Regions from separate parts of the Homo sapiens genome. Here region 1 is linked to region 2. Evidence: chromatin contacts called from ENCODE Hi-C or POLR2A ChIA-PET data. All regions are on one chromosome and are shown on one strand. Each heading gives the region's core, a stretch centred on a gene start or an enhancer-like site at or near the end of the contact. The rest is flanking DNA. Distances are from core to core; before and after follow the strand shown.

What was found. Hi-C counts contacts between places; a loop is a spot of excess contacts on that map. ChIA-PET counts read pairs that join two places held with the same protein, here RNA polymerase II (POLR2A). Pooled maps may share reads with other maps.
Region 1: a map of mammary epithelial cell shows a loop between it and region 2 (2.6-fold over the local background). The contact joins two enhancer-like sites. A Hi-C loop is called at or near these places in 4 of 168 maps with a recorded cell type or tissue (IMR-90, MCF 10A, endothelial cell of hepatic sinusoid and 1 more), 1 of 37 single-sample maps with no recorded cell type and 4 of 50 pooled maps. POLR2A ChIA-PET finds 5 or more read pairs at or near these places in 6 of 52 experiments (AG04449, AG04450, GM10248 and 3 more).

The regions. Positions count from the first base shown.
Region 1 is chr6:45,654,441-45,661,552 of GRCh38, reverse strand. No RefSeq gene overlaps it. Among named protein-coding and RNA genes, the nearest start is that of RUNX2-AS1, 81 kb to the right of the region's middle. RefSeq lists an enhancer at 4,658-5,857. Within about 2 kb of position 5,557, at least 2 of the 41 ENCODE cell types and tissues checked have a DNase peak (open chromatin) inside an H3K27ac peak, as active enhancers do; they include PC-3, where a contact is called at or near this core.
Region 2 is chr6:45,694,097-45,700,442 of GRCh38, reverse strand. No RefSeq gene overlaps it. Among named protein-coding and RNA genes, the nearest start is that of RUNX2-AS1, 120 kb to the right of the region's middle. Within about 2 kb of position 2,667, at least 2 of the 41 ENCODE cell types and tissues checked have a DNase peak (open chromatin) inside an H3K27ac peak, as active enhancers do; they include PC-3, where a contact is called at or near this core.

The DNA of each region.
Region 1 (7,112 bases), core at 4,308-6,807, 42 kb after region 2:
AAACCCCATCTCTACAAAAAACTTGGTGGCATGTGCCCATAGTCCCAGCCACTCAGGAAGTGAGGTGGGAGCATTACTTGAGCCTAGGAGGTTGAGGCTGCAGTGAGCCATGATCACATGACTATGCTCCAGCCTGGGCAATAGGGTGAGACCCTGTCTCACAAACAAAAAGCTCATGGGTACTTTCTGCTGTTGACTTTCACAGAACTGCCTCTCCCCCACCAAAGCTATATATCCCCAGGTGTCTGTGATTATTTTCTTTTATAAACCAAGAATCATGGCTAGTTCTAAGAACCCAACCACTATGAATTGAAAATGATAAAAAAGAAACTCCACAAACTGTTTTCTCTAGTTTTACTTGAGAAATGTTAATGAGCTTCACATATCCAATTCTCGTAGCAGACAATAAAATCTCTATATTAAACCAAATAGAAGTCTAATGTGTAAAATGAAATAGAGGCAAGCACACAGAATATTCTAGGGTAGAAGCAACCTAGAGACCTAATGCCATCATAAAGGTGGTGATAGCAATGATGCTGAGATTTCTCTGGGCTACCAGAGGTATAAGAAAGGTGACCTCGGCTGGGCGCGGTGGCTCACGTCTGTAATCCCAGCACTTTGGGAGGCCGAGGCAGGCGGATTATGAGGTCAGGAGTTCGAGACCAGCCTGGCCAACATGGTGAAACCCTGTCTCTACTAAAAATACAAAAATTAGCTGGGTATGGTGGCAAGCACCTGTGATGCCAGCTACTCGGAGGCTGAGGCAGGAGAATCTCTTGAACCCGGGAGGCGGAGGTTGCAGTGAGCTGAGATCGCGCCACTGCACTCCAACCTGGGTAACACGGCGAGATTCCATCTGAAAAGAGAAAAGAGAAGAGAAGAGAAGAGAACAGAAGAGAAGAGAAGAGAAGAGAAGAGAAGAGAAGAGAAGAGAAGAGAAGAGAAGAAAAGAAGACCTCTACAGCCATTCACTTAATAGGCCCCAGCAAAACCTTGAACCAAAGAGCACTGGCTCAGTGAGGGTAAAAATGTCTCAAAGAAAAATGCTTCACTGTTGTTTCAGCTAAAACTTTAAAACATGTACAAAAGTTGTCAAGACTTAACCCAACCACACTGGTAAACAGAACTGAAAATCAGAATCACTTTTTCACAAGCCACATCACCTCCCAGAACTTTCTCCTGGCTGTCAGGAAAGTTGGTTGCAGCCCTAGCTCAGCTAAAATTGGCTAAATGATTTATAGGTCTCTTCCATCCAAGCTACTGCTCATTTTATCCCAAATTTGGTGCACGAGCTTTTTGAATCAATGACATTTTTATGCAGCTTTGGGGATTGCTACAAAATAATATCACAGTCTTGCTGTACAAACACAGGTCTGTGTGGAGGTTGGGGGCTTTCAGGTGCACAGAGTTGGGTTCCTCAGCCTCCTTAACTCCCTTTCTCAGCCCTCCACATGGTCTCTGGCCCTTAGCCTGCTTTGCTAGCCTTCTGAGCATGAAGACTACATGACATTTTGTGAACCTTTTGTTAGCTAGAATTTAAGCCCAGTGAAAACAGGGACATTGCTTATTTCATTCTCTGCTGTATCACCAGGGCCTCAACAGTGCCTGGAGTATAGTAGATTCTTAATAAATACTTGTTGATTGAACACCATGTAATCATCATAGTCTAGAAACACAACTCTAAATGCAATAAACAGATCCAGCTGCATGTTGTTTGGTCATCCAGCACTCCAGTTATTTATCGAACCTATGCAATATTGGGTACATATTTATACTTTGAAAAAATGTGTTTCTTGTTTATCTGATATTCAAATTTAACTGTGCATCCTGTATTTTATCGGGTACCCTCATAGGAGATTGACATTTTCATCCTGCCTATTTCATAGATGAAGAAACTAAAGCAAAGATGGGTTAAAAGTTTTCACACAATTTCAGAGTTAGAAGAAATCTTTGCTGCCGTTTTGGATTAATTGCTTAAAACGAGGAAGTAGAGGCCAGTGAGAGAAAGTGACTTACTGTTTAGTGACACAGCTGAGAATAGAAGTGAGAACAGAGAGAACAGCGTCTCCTCTCTCCTAGTTATCCCTTCAGGATCCTGATCACTCAGTCACAGAACAAATATGTATAAGAACCTACTGTGTGCCAGGTGCTACACTATATTCTAAGACACAGCCAAACCAGGCAGAGTCCCTACCTGAAGGAGCAGATCGGGCTGTGGACTCTCTGTCCTCCCACAGAGTCAGTGGGAGAGCACACGGGGTGTAGATCTCACCAAAACAGACTGCCTCTCTGTGCATATCAAAACCCAGATGGCAGATCAGATTAGGGCGGAAATCCAAAAGAGCTGCACAGCAGACATCCACCAGCTATAGTTAGCACTGATTTGCTTATAAAGCTTTCACCCTCATTCACAAGAAGGTGGACTAGAGGCTGGCGGTGAGCCATTGCCACGCAGCAGTTGAGTGCAAACTTTCTACCACAGCACTTCTTTCTCTCTGCTTTGCCACCCCCATCCCCCTCATACATATGGTTGGTTTTTGAAGGGAGAGATGCTGCTTCTTGAGGTGAAGGAAGTGGGATTTAACTAAATATTGGTTATTCTGGTTCCTTCCACGTCTAGAAATATCTTTGCAAAGGTCACTTGAAAAAAAAATGTAACTAACAAGCATTTGAGAAGTGTTCAGGCTCTCTAGAAATTTTTTTAAACCTGCAAATTAAAATAATAATGAATTACTATTTCTCACTTATAAAATTGTCAAAGTATTCTTTTGCTAACGCTCATTGTGAACAAGATTGCCAGGAGAGAAGCATTCTAATATACTGATTCTAGTTGAGTAGATCAGTACAGCCTGTTTAGAAAGCAACTTAGAAACATGTATGATAATGTTTAGTGAGAAAGGGAAATTGCCAAATCACATTATTCAGATGAGTGCCACTGCTTACAGGAAAATGTGTACAATAAAGATTGGGAGAAAATACATGGTGATGTTAGGCATGTGAGGCATGTACTGGGATTGTAATTTTCTTAATTTTCAAAGATTTCTGCAGTGACTATGCATGGATATGCCTTCCCTCATCACTGACTTTTGAGCCCAAAGTGACTGCTTCCTACCAAGCCTAGTATCAAGGTCTTCTGACCACTTTCTCTTCAATCTTGTTGCTGAGTTAAGCTGAATAACTTGGCTGGTAACTATGCACCTTGAAAGTCCAGTTGTTTGGGCATTTTCTGGGGGGATGGGGTGGGGTTCAGTTAACTTTTTTTACATCCATTTAGTATTCTCCACCACTGACACCCCCCAGCCTGGGGCTTAGGCTTCCTCTGTGGAAGAGTTGAAGTGTGCATCTGGCTATGGGAACATGTGGCTCATTTGCAAATAAGAGTTTCAGACCCTCTCCTTAAAAGCTATTCCTTTCACTGTCTTCCCCTTCTCCATAAATGGCCTTCTGTGTGTTCAGCCAAACACCCAGGACTAATCCTTGACCCTTCTCTTTCCCTCAATTCCCACATCCAATCTGTCAGCAATTGTTGTCAACTCTACCTTCAAAATATACCCAACATCTGACCATTTCTGTCTCTAGGCAGTGGCCCAGCTGTTGATGGCTGAGCTGAGATCAGAAAACAGGTCTTCTGAGTTCCAGGTCAACACTTTCTCTGCCACACCTAAAGCCTACTAGATTTGGATGGACTATTTAGAATGCATCTCCCAACCCCTCTCAGCCACTCCCTATGACTTGCCCCAGGAAAACCCTTTGCCTAATTCTTGGTCCCCCTTTAATACATTTTAGGTAATATCTAAATTTATTCATTGATTCATTCAAGAAATACTTATTGAGCACCTACTGTGTGCCAGGCAGGATGCTCCATAGTGCACAAAACCAAGCCTAAATTCTGTCCTCATCATGGGACAGATGATGTGCAGAAAATAGTCATACAAAACAAATGTGTGATTGCAACAGTGACAGAATCTACATGTTATAAGCTAAACATACAAGAGGAGGATAAAAAATCCCTTCTAAATATGAGGATCTGACCTCTGGAAGGTTCTTTGAGGGAACTCTGCTTGAGTGGAGTTCTGAAGGATTAGTAATTAAGTAGGAGGGAGGAGAGAACACTGAAGCATGAGCAAGGGCCTATGGCAGGAGGGAGTATTGCAAATGTGTGGAACATCTGGAGAAAGCCAGTGTGTCTGGAGTGGAGAGAGCCAAGGGAAGAAGGCATGAGGTATAATGATGCTCAGGAGAGGAGTACTATATGATTTACACTGCCAGTTATCACTCAATATCTATTCTCCCCTTCTTCCTCCATTTTTGGTGGGCTATGGCCACTTGGAAAAAAATATTATTACATTTTCCAGCCTCTCTTTCAGCTACCTGTAGCCATGTGACTAAATTCTGCACAGAAGGATGCAAGTAGAAGTGCTGTGTGCAATTCCTCCTTCCTGTGAGCTGAGATTTGGTTGCAATGGCTGGAGCTCAAGCAGCCCTCTTGGATTGTGAAGTGAAAACTGCATACTAAGGATGACAGAGCAGATAACTCAAGTAGTCTGAGTCCCCCATCACTTTAAGGAGTTGCTGTGCCAATCCTCACTGGTTGAAATGCAGACTCTTCACATAGAAAAGAAAACCTTATCTATTCAAACCCCTATTAACTTGGGTTTTCTGTCACTCATAGCCAAACCAAATCTTGATCTACATGACCTTGTCAGACTTGTTAGAGGTTTTGCCTTTATCCCAAGAGCAATGTGAAGCTTTGAAAGAGTATTAAGCTTAAATGTGCATATGCGTGTATGTGTCATGATCAGTTTTATATTTTGAAAATTTTACCTGCCTGCCGGTGGCAGGTTGGGAAGACAAGGGTAGAGAGAATAGAAACAGTAGAAACAGGAGGTTGCAGTTGCAGGTGAGAAATTATAAAATGGCAGTGGCTTTTGCTAGGGTTGTGGCTCTGGAGATACAGAGAAGTAGATTCTAGAGATAGTTGGGATGTGGAAACAACAGGACTTACTATTGTTAGGGATGTGACGCAGTGTGGGGAAAGAAGGCCTCAGAGAAATGGGTCCCCTACCTGGCTGGGGCTTCAGTGCAAGGTTCCAGAAATCCTGGCTCCAGAAGGGGAACTTTCCCTTTCTTATTCTTTGGAATATGGGTGGCCCCTTCCCAGCCCACACCCAGCCCTCGAAAATAGCTCAGCTCTGACACACCTCACCAGAGGCAGCCCTCAGAAACATTTTCCCAGGAACCTGGAAGGAGGAGAAAGTCGATAGCCTTGGGGGACTGGAAGAGAAGAGGAATGGAAAGAGGAACAGACCTGTCTTCAGGAGAAGCAACATCTCCCTGCACTGCAACCAGGCCATTGCCTTTGATGGTTCAGACTTGGCTAAGTTGCTGCCTGCTCTCTTCAGAAGCACCGGCATACAAAAGGGAGGGCTGAGTGTCTGATGAACTCAGCCCAATAATATTCACTTCTTTTATTTTCCAGGAATGTCATGAGACCCACAGGGCAATCTTCTGGTTTTAAGACCTGGTGAGTCAAGTCTACAAATACCTCTGACTCAATCTGATCCCAAGTTCTCACCAGGCATCTCCTAGGAACATGGCTCAGCAGGAGAGCTGGAACTGACCAGCCCTCTGCAGGGAACAGGAGGGTTGGTTTCTCTGCTTTGGGGTTTGGGGAGGGAGGGGGTGAGAAGGGCTGGCTGCAGTGGAAATGATGGGATTCTTGACTTGACACTGACCATGCTCACAATAAGAGCTGACATTTATTGTGTACTCTCTAACTCCAAGCCATGCGTTATCTCTTCTAATCTTCACAGAAAACTAGAAGTGGTTTCTGTCATCAATCCCATCTTACCATTGAGGAAATTGAGGCTCGGCTATGTTAGGAACCCTGGTCACTGGCACAGAGCTGTGATATGAACCAAGGCAGCTGATGCCAAGGCTATTCCATGTGAGGGAGGGCATGTGCTTTCTAGAGTTTTTGCAGGCATGGGAGGAGGACTGAGGAAAGCTAATATTTGAGGAGGGTCTGCTACACTCTAGGCCAGTTATATGCCACCTTGACTGCACATTAAAATCACCTGGGGAGTTTTATAAACACTATCGGTGCCCCTGACCAATTAAATCAGTATCTCTAGGAGTCATACCCAGACATCCTAGGTTTTAAAAGTTCTCCAGGTGATTCTAATATGCAATAAGGTCTGCTCAATAAAAGCAAGTTTCATGTTTTTTATTTTTTTTTCATTTAATGACCCTATATCCATTTGTAAATGGGGAAGCTGAGGCTCACAGAATTTGGATGGCTTGCACAAACCCCATGGCTGATAAGACCCATGTCTTGATCTATATCTGGCTGATTCCAACACCCATGTTTGTTCAGTTCATTCCATTCTCTCTCATATTTGGGCATCCTCTATTTTGAAAACATGTGATTTTTTTCTATTATAAATTTCTTTTACAATTTTCATTTTGTTTGTTCAAGTCCAAGTGCTGTTTAGGTCAGCTGCCTGAGAGTAGCAATGCAGTCTATAGCCACTGAGTCAGGAGGGTTGGCCCAGGGGCAGCTGAAACCACGGCCTTGGCTTCATCCAGGCTCTGCTGCAGCCAATGGACCAGGATCTCCGAAGAGATGTCCAGGAGCCCTGGCTGGGAGGTGCCCACTGACTCTCCCAGGCAGAATACTGGCCATCTTCTGTGGCTTTGACCCCTAAGGGGCCACCATCTGAGAATGAGAAGGCCCAGCCCTGGGGAAATCCCTAGTCTCTGTTTCTAGCAGTGCTAGTGATTTCCCAAGGAGTGACATTAGAAAAGTCATCACACATTTATTTCTGTATATATCATTCAGAGCCTAATTTTCTGGTGGCTGAGGGTTGAGCTCATCAGAAACAGACTTCATCATCAATTGATAATAAAGCCAAGTCAAGACAAGGGAGAAGGGCAGCCATCCAGATGGATTCAAGCAGCCAAGAGGTGCTTCTGCTCAAAGACTACCTTTAAAGAAGGGAAGAGAAAGAAGTGAGAGCAGATACCTGTACACCCATGTTCATAACAATATTATTCACGAGAGTCAAAAGGTGGAAGCAACCCAAGTGCCTATCCATGAATGAAAGAATAAA
Region 2 (6,346 bases), core at 1,418-3,917:
CCTGGGTCCTTGTTTGGTGGCCAGAAAGAATCAGGTCACATGGACTTGAAGGATGGTGAATATGGGGATTTTTATTGAGTGAAGGGGGTGGCTCTCAGTGGGATGGAGTGGGAAAATGATCTTCCCATGGGGTTTGGCTGTCCTGCGGCCAATCTCCTCTCTGACCATCCCCAGCCAAGCTCCTCTTGATGTTCAGACACTCCTTCTCTTCTCTCCTTCTCTGCTACACCAATCTGCTGCTCTGCTGCTCATGGAGTCTGGGGTCTGGGGTTTATATGGGTACAGGATAGGAAGGCAGGCATGGCAGGCCAAAAGGCCACATTTGGGTATGAAAACAGGAATGCCTGTTCCCATTTAGGGCTGCAGATTTCCAGGCTTCAGCATGGGGCCTTTGCCAGAGACCTGCCCTCTTCTGCCCAGTATTTCCCTGCCTTCTGTCTATATTAGCAGGACCCACCTCAGACTTACTGATTCGGAATATGCTGGGTTGAGCATGAATGGAATGCTAACAGTCTCTAGGTGAGTGTTTAATAATCACTGCTTCTGGACAAAGGAACCTCCAGGCAGAAACACATTTTGAGGAACAACTTTACAAGCCCTTCTGTTTATCTGCGATTAAAACTGCAGATAACAGGCCTAATCCTAACCCTGCCACATGGCAGGGAAAAAAACTCATAATAGCAACCAGTATACTTCTTAGTTCCTTATTGTACTCATTTAATCATCACATATAAAAATATGAAAATTCACATCCCACTGATCAAAAATGCTTCGCCTTATATGACCTTTGGAAGTTAGCCATTTCCCATGTAGATGTTCACTCTTTTTCTCAGTATTTCCCTCACTAAGACTGTCTACAATTTCCTCTGCTAAGACTCTAGGGTCTTATTTCCTCTTTATTGGAGGATAGAGAGTCTCATCTGTTTTAATTATAAATCTCAAAGACTTCACTAGAATTTTAGTAATATAACAATGCCACCAAATCTAAAGTATTTGGAACCGTTGATGAGATCCTCTAAAAAAGAAAAGCAAACCTGACTTAAACCCAGGATGGGCAAAACACTCAAAACTCACCCTCTCCCTGAAACCCACTGTGTTTCCATGGTGTTCCTTTGATCAGGGAACAACGAATTCACACAAACCAAAATTGAGAAACAAAGAAAGAGAAATCATGTCAAAAGCAGAGACCAATTTTGAAGCATTCAGGAGGACATGAGGCCAAGATGGGTGTGATCCTAAAGGCTACCACCCAATAAGGCTTAAGGGGAACAACTTGCCTCCCACATCTTAGCCCTGGGTCAAAAGTCTCTTTCTCAAAGGAAGCACTACAAAGCGGTGAAAAGGTGTCCTTTGTGAGAAGTTCTAATTTGTCTTTTGTGAGAAGTTCTAGTGCTACTATAAATCACTGTGGACCATAAAGAGGGCCTCAGTGGAGGTGTCCCTGAGCTGCTTGAACTTGATGAGTCCTGAAAAAAAGAAACTTCCACCAACGAAGGTCAAGGGAGGACTACGATCCATTTTTAATCACTTGAAGTGGTTAAAGGGCAATAGCTCTGGTGGCACAAAATCACCCAACAAAAATGAACCTGGCACCTGTGCTGTCCTGGTAGCTGAGAAATTTTTAAGGAAGCATTCCTCAAAAGCAGGATGCATTGAGACCCAGAGGCTGAGGTTCAAGGTTAAAGGGTCCAGGTTGGGAAAGAATGACATTTAACTATCTAGTTTCCTTTTTTTGTGTTTGTTTTTTGTTTGTTTGTTTTTTGACAGTGTCTCACACTGTCTCCCAGGCTGGAGTGCAGTGGCGCCATCTCAGCCCACTGCAAGCTCTGCTTCCCGGGTTCAAGTGATTCTCCAGCCTCAGTCTCCAGAGTAGCTGAGAGTACAGGTGCATGCCACCAAGCCTGGCTAATTTTTGTATTTTTAGTAAAGACAGGGTTTCACCATGTTGGCCAGGCTGGTCTCAAATGCCTGGCCTCAAGTGATCCACCCACCTCGGCCTCCCAAAGAGCTGGGATTACAGGCATGAGCCACCACACCCAGCCTAGCTTCCTTTTAATATTGGCCTAACAGTCAGCCAAATCCAGATGAGTCTGGTATAAAAATGAGAAGATAGCCAGGGCTGCTGGTGACCTGGTGAGGTCATGGATGTAACTTCAAATTAAGAAAGTCACTCAGGTTTTAAAATCGCCCTACCCACCTCTCCAATCATCCTCAGGCTGTCCTGGTACAGTACACCAGCTCCAGCATCCAATTCATAATTGCTCCCAGATGATAACAGAGGCAAGGGAAGAGAAGCCAGGAGCAGGCTATCATGATATAGCTCATTTTCCAACTTCATATTATTAAGACGTCCCTTCTCTTTAGAATATAAAAGACCCAGAGAATCCCAGGCCTGACCTCCAAAGATTCCTAGGGTGGAGCCCAGGAATCTGTGAGGTTAGCAAGACCCCATCCCTACCAAGGGATTCTGATATTGGTGGTTTAAGGACTTACCGTGACCAAAACCCTCTCCCAGAACCCCATGTCTGGCTCCACTCATGGACCCCAAACAGAACACATGTAGTCAGGGTTGAGCAACCCGGAGATAAGCTCTGTGCTCCTGGGGTGAAAAGGCCATGGTTTTGTGGTCGTTCTTTTGGAATGCATTGCAGAAGGAGGACTAAGCATTTGTTCTTCATGCACGCAAGCTGATGACTCAATTCTGACAGCAGGCTTCTTGTAAGACGGCCTCCGCCAGGCTCCATAAGCAAAAGATTTAGTCAAGTGTGTTAATTCAGGTAGGGCTGTAATTAACTGACTATGGCTTCATCTCACCCTCAGAGTGTCCTTTTTAGATTGTATTATTGTTCCCAAATATTAATTCTCCTCTCTCCACTCCACCAGAGCTGCTGCCAACACAGCTTTCAAGCAATATAAGCAAGAGATAAATGTTTATTCTTTTAAACCATTGAGTTATTGAGGCTGTTTGTTATTGTAGCAAAAACTGGCTAACATAACCCTGTTTTGACAGGTACAGGAGTAAAGGACATTCTTTCACCTAACATACTTATTTTAAAGACCTACTGTGTGTCAGGGATTATTCAAGAATAAATGTTCAAACCTTACAAATACAGAATTTGACCACACCTTCCAACTCAGCTTTAGTCTCTTCTTCAATGGAAACAAATCATGTTACTCTTCTACTTAGAATTCTTCAAGCATTCTCCAGCTAACTCAAATTAAAGCTTAAGTCCTCTATAATGGCCTGCAGGACCCTACACACAGTCTGGCTCTCATATCCCCCATGACCCCATTTTCTACTACTCCCTATGTCCACTTTTCCAGCTGCCCTGGCCTACTTGCTGTTCCTTGAATACACTGAGCATGCTCCTACCTTAGGGCTGTTGCACCTGCTGTTCTTTCTTCTTTGGCCACTGTTCCCCACAATATGACAGGGCTCACTTCCTCACCTCCTTTAATGTCACCTATCAAATGTCACCTTCTCACTGAAGCATTCCTTGACCACCCAATTTGAATTGTAACTCTCCCCATGCCCTCCCTATACCTCTCCCCACCACATCTCTCTCCACTACACTCATCACCATCAAAATGGTGTGTATCAGCAGTTCTCAGAGTATGCTGTACAAGCCCTGAAGGTTTCTGAGACACATCAAAAGAATTTTCGTAATAACATGAAGCCATTACTTGTCCTTTTTCCCTTGCAGTATATGTCCTTTCTCTCTTACACTTGCAGTATGTCTTTTAATACTCTGAAAAATATACATAAAGGTCTTTTGCCACCTACCAAACTATGACAGTTGTCTCAAGGAAAAGTACTTGTATTATTGTTTGAGTTGCAAGCTGAACTGGCTGTTTTCTTTTTTTTTTTTTTTTAATGGATTTTTCTTTTGATCTTCACAGAAACCCTTTTTAGGGATTAATTGTTTTTATTCCCATTTTATGGTTGAAGAAACTAGAGCATAGAGAGTTTAAGCAAAATGCTTGCCTAATAAGCACCAGAGCTAGGATGAAAATGCAGGTTTATTCATTAGTTACATCATTAAGTTACCTTTAAAATTCTGGCTGGGTGTAGTGGCTCACGCCTGTAATCCCAACACTTTGGGAAGCTGAGGTGGGCGGATCACCTGAGGTCAGAAGTTCGAGACCACTCTGATGGTAGTTTCTTTTGCTGTGCAGAAGCTCTTTAGTTTAATTAGATCCCATTTGTCAATTTTGGCTTTTGTTGCCATTGCTTTTGGTGTTTTAGACATGAAGTCCTTGCCCGTGCCTATGTCCTGAATGCTATTGCCTAGGTTTTCTTCTAGGGTTTTTATGGTTTTAGGTCTAACATGTAAGTCTTTAATCCATCTTGAATTAATTTTTGTATAAGGTGTAAGGAGGGGATCCAGTTTCAGCTTTCTACGTATGGCTAGCCAGTTTTCCCAGCACCATTTATTAAATAGGGACTCCTTTCCCATTACTTGTTTGTTCAGGTTTGTCAAAGATCAGATGGTTGTAGATATACGGCATTATTTCTGAGGGCTCTGTTCTGTTCCATTGATCTGTATCTCTGTTTTGGTACCAGTACCATGATGTTTTGGTTACTGTAGCCTTGTAGTATAGTTTGAAGTCAGGTAGCGTGATGCCTCCAGCTTTGTTCTTTTGGCTTAGGATTGACTTGGCGATGCGGGCTCTTTTTTGGTGCCATATGAACTTTAAAGTAGTTTTTTCCAATTCTGTGAAGAAAGTCATTGGTAGTTTGATGGGGATGGCATAGAATCTATAAATTACCTTGGGCAGTATGGCCATTTTCACAATATTGATTCTTCCTACCCATGAGCATGGAATGTTCTTCCATTTGTTTGTATCCTCTTTTATTTCCTTGAGCAGTGGTTTGTAGTTCTCCTTGAAGAGGTCCTTCACATCCCTTGTAAGTTGGATTCCTAGGTATTTTATTCTCTTTGAAGCAATTGTGAATGGAGTTCACTCATGATTTGGCTCTCTGTTTGTCTGTTATTGGTGTATAAGAATGCTTGTGATTTTTGTACATTGATTTTGTATCCTGAGACTTTGCTGAAGTTGCTTTTCAGCTTAAGGAGATTTTGGGCTGAGACAATGGGGTTTTCTAGATATACAATCATGTCATCTGCAAACAGGGACAATTTGACTTCCTCTTTTCCTAATTGAATACCCTTTATTTCCTTCTCCTGTCTAATTGCCCTGGCCAGAACTTCCAACACTATGTTGAATAGGAGTGGTGAGAGAGGGCATCCCTGTCTTGTGCCAGTTTTCAAAGGGAATGCTTCCAGTTTTTGCCCATTCAGAATGATATTGGCTGTGGGTTTGTCATAGATAGGTCTTACTATTTTGAGATACGTCCCATCAATACCTAATTTATTGAGAGTTTTTAGCATGAAGGGCTGTTGAATTTTGTCAAAGGCCTTTTCTGCATCTATTGAGATAAACACAGGCAACCTACAAAATGGGGGAAAATTTTTGCAACCTACTCATCTCACAAAGGGCTAATATCCAGAATCTACAATGAACTCAAACAAATGTAAAAGAAAAAACAAACAACCCCATCAAAAACTGGGTGAAGGATATGAACAGACACTTCTCAAAAGAAGACATTTATGCAGCCAAAAAACACATGAAAAAATGCTCATCATCACTAGCCAGCAGAGAAATGCAAATAAAAACCACAATGAGATACCATCTCACACCAGTTAGAATGGCGATCATTAAAAAGTCAGGAAACAACAGATGCTTGAGAGGATGTGGAGAAATAGGAACACTTTTACACTGTTGGTGGGACTGTGAACTAGTTCAAGCATTGTGGAAGTCAGTGTGGCGATTCCTCAGGGATCTAGAACTGGAAATACCATTTGACCCAGCCATCCCATTACTGGGTATATACCCAAAGGATTATAAATCATGCTGCTATAAACACACATGCACACGTATGTTTATTGCGGCACTATTCACAACAGCAAAGACTTGGAACCAACCCAAATGTCCAACAACGATAGGCTGGATTAAGAAAATGTGGCACATATACACCATGGAATACTATGCAGCCATAAAAAATGAAGAGTTCACGTCCTTTATAGGGACATGGATGAAACTGGGAACCATCATTCTCAACAAACTATCGCAAGGACAAAAAAACAAACACCGCATGTTCTCACTCATAGGTGATTGAACAATGAGAACACATGGACACAGGAAGGGGAACATCACACTCCGGGGACTGTTGTGGGGTGGGGGGAGGGGGGAGGGATAGCATTAGGAGATATACCTAATGCTAAATGACGAGTTAATGGTTGCAGCACACCAACATGGCACATGTATACGTATGTAACAAACC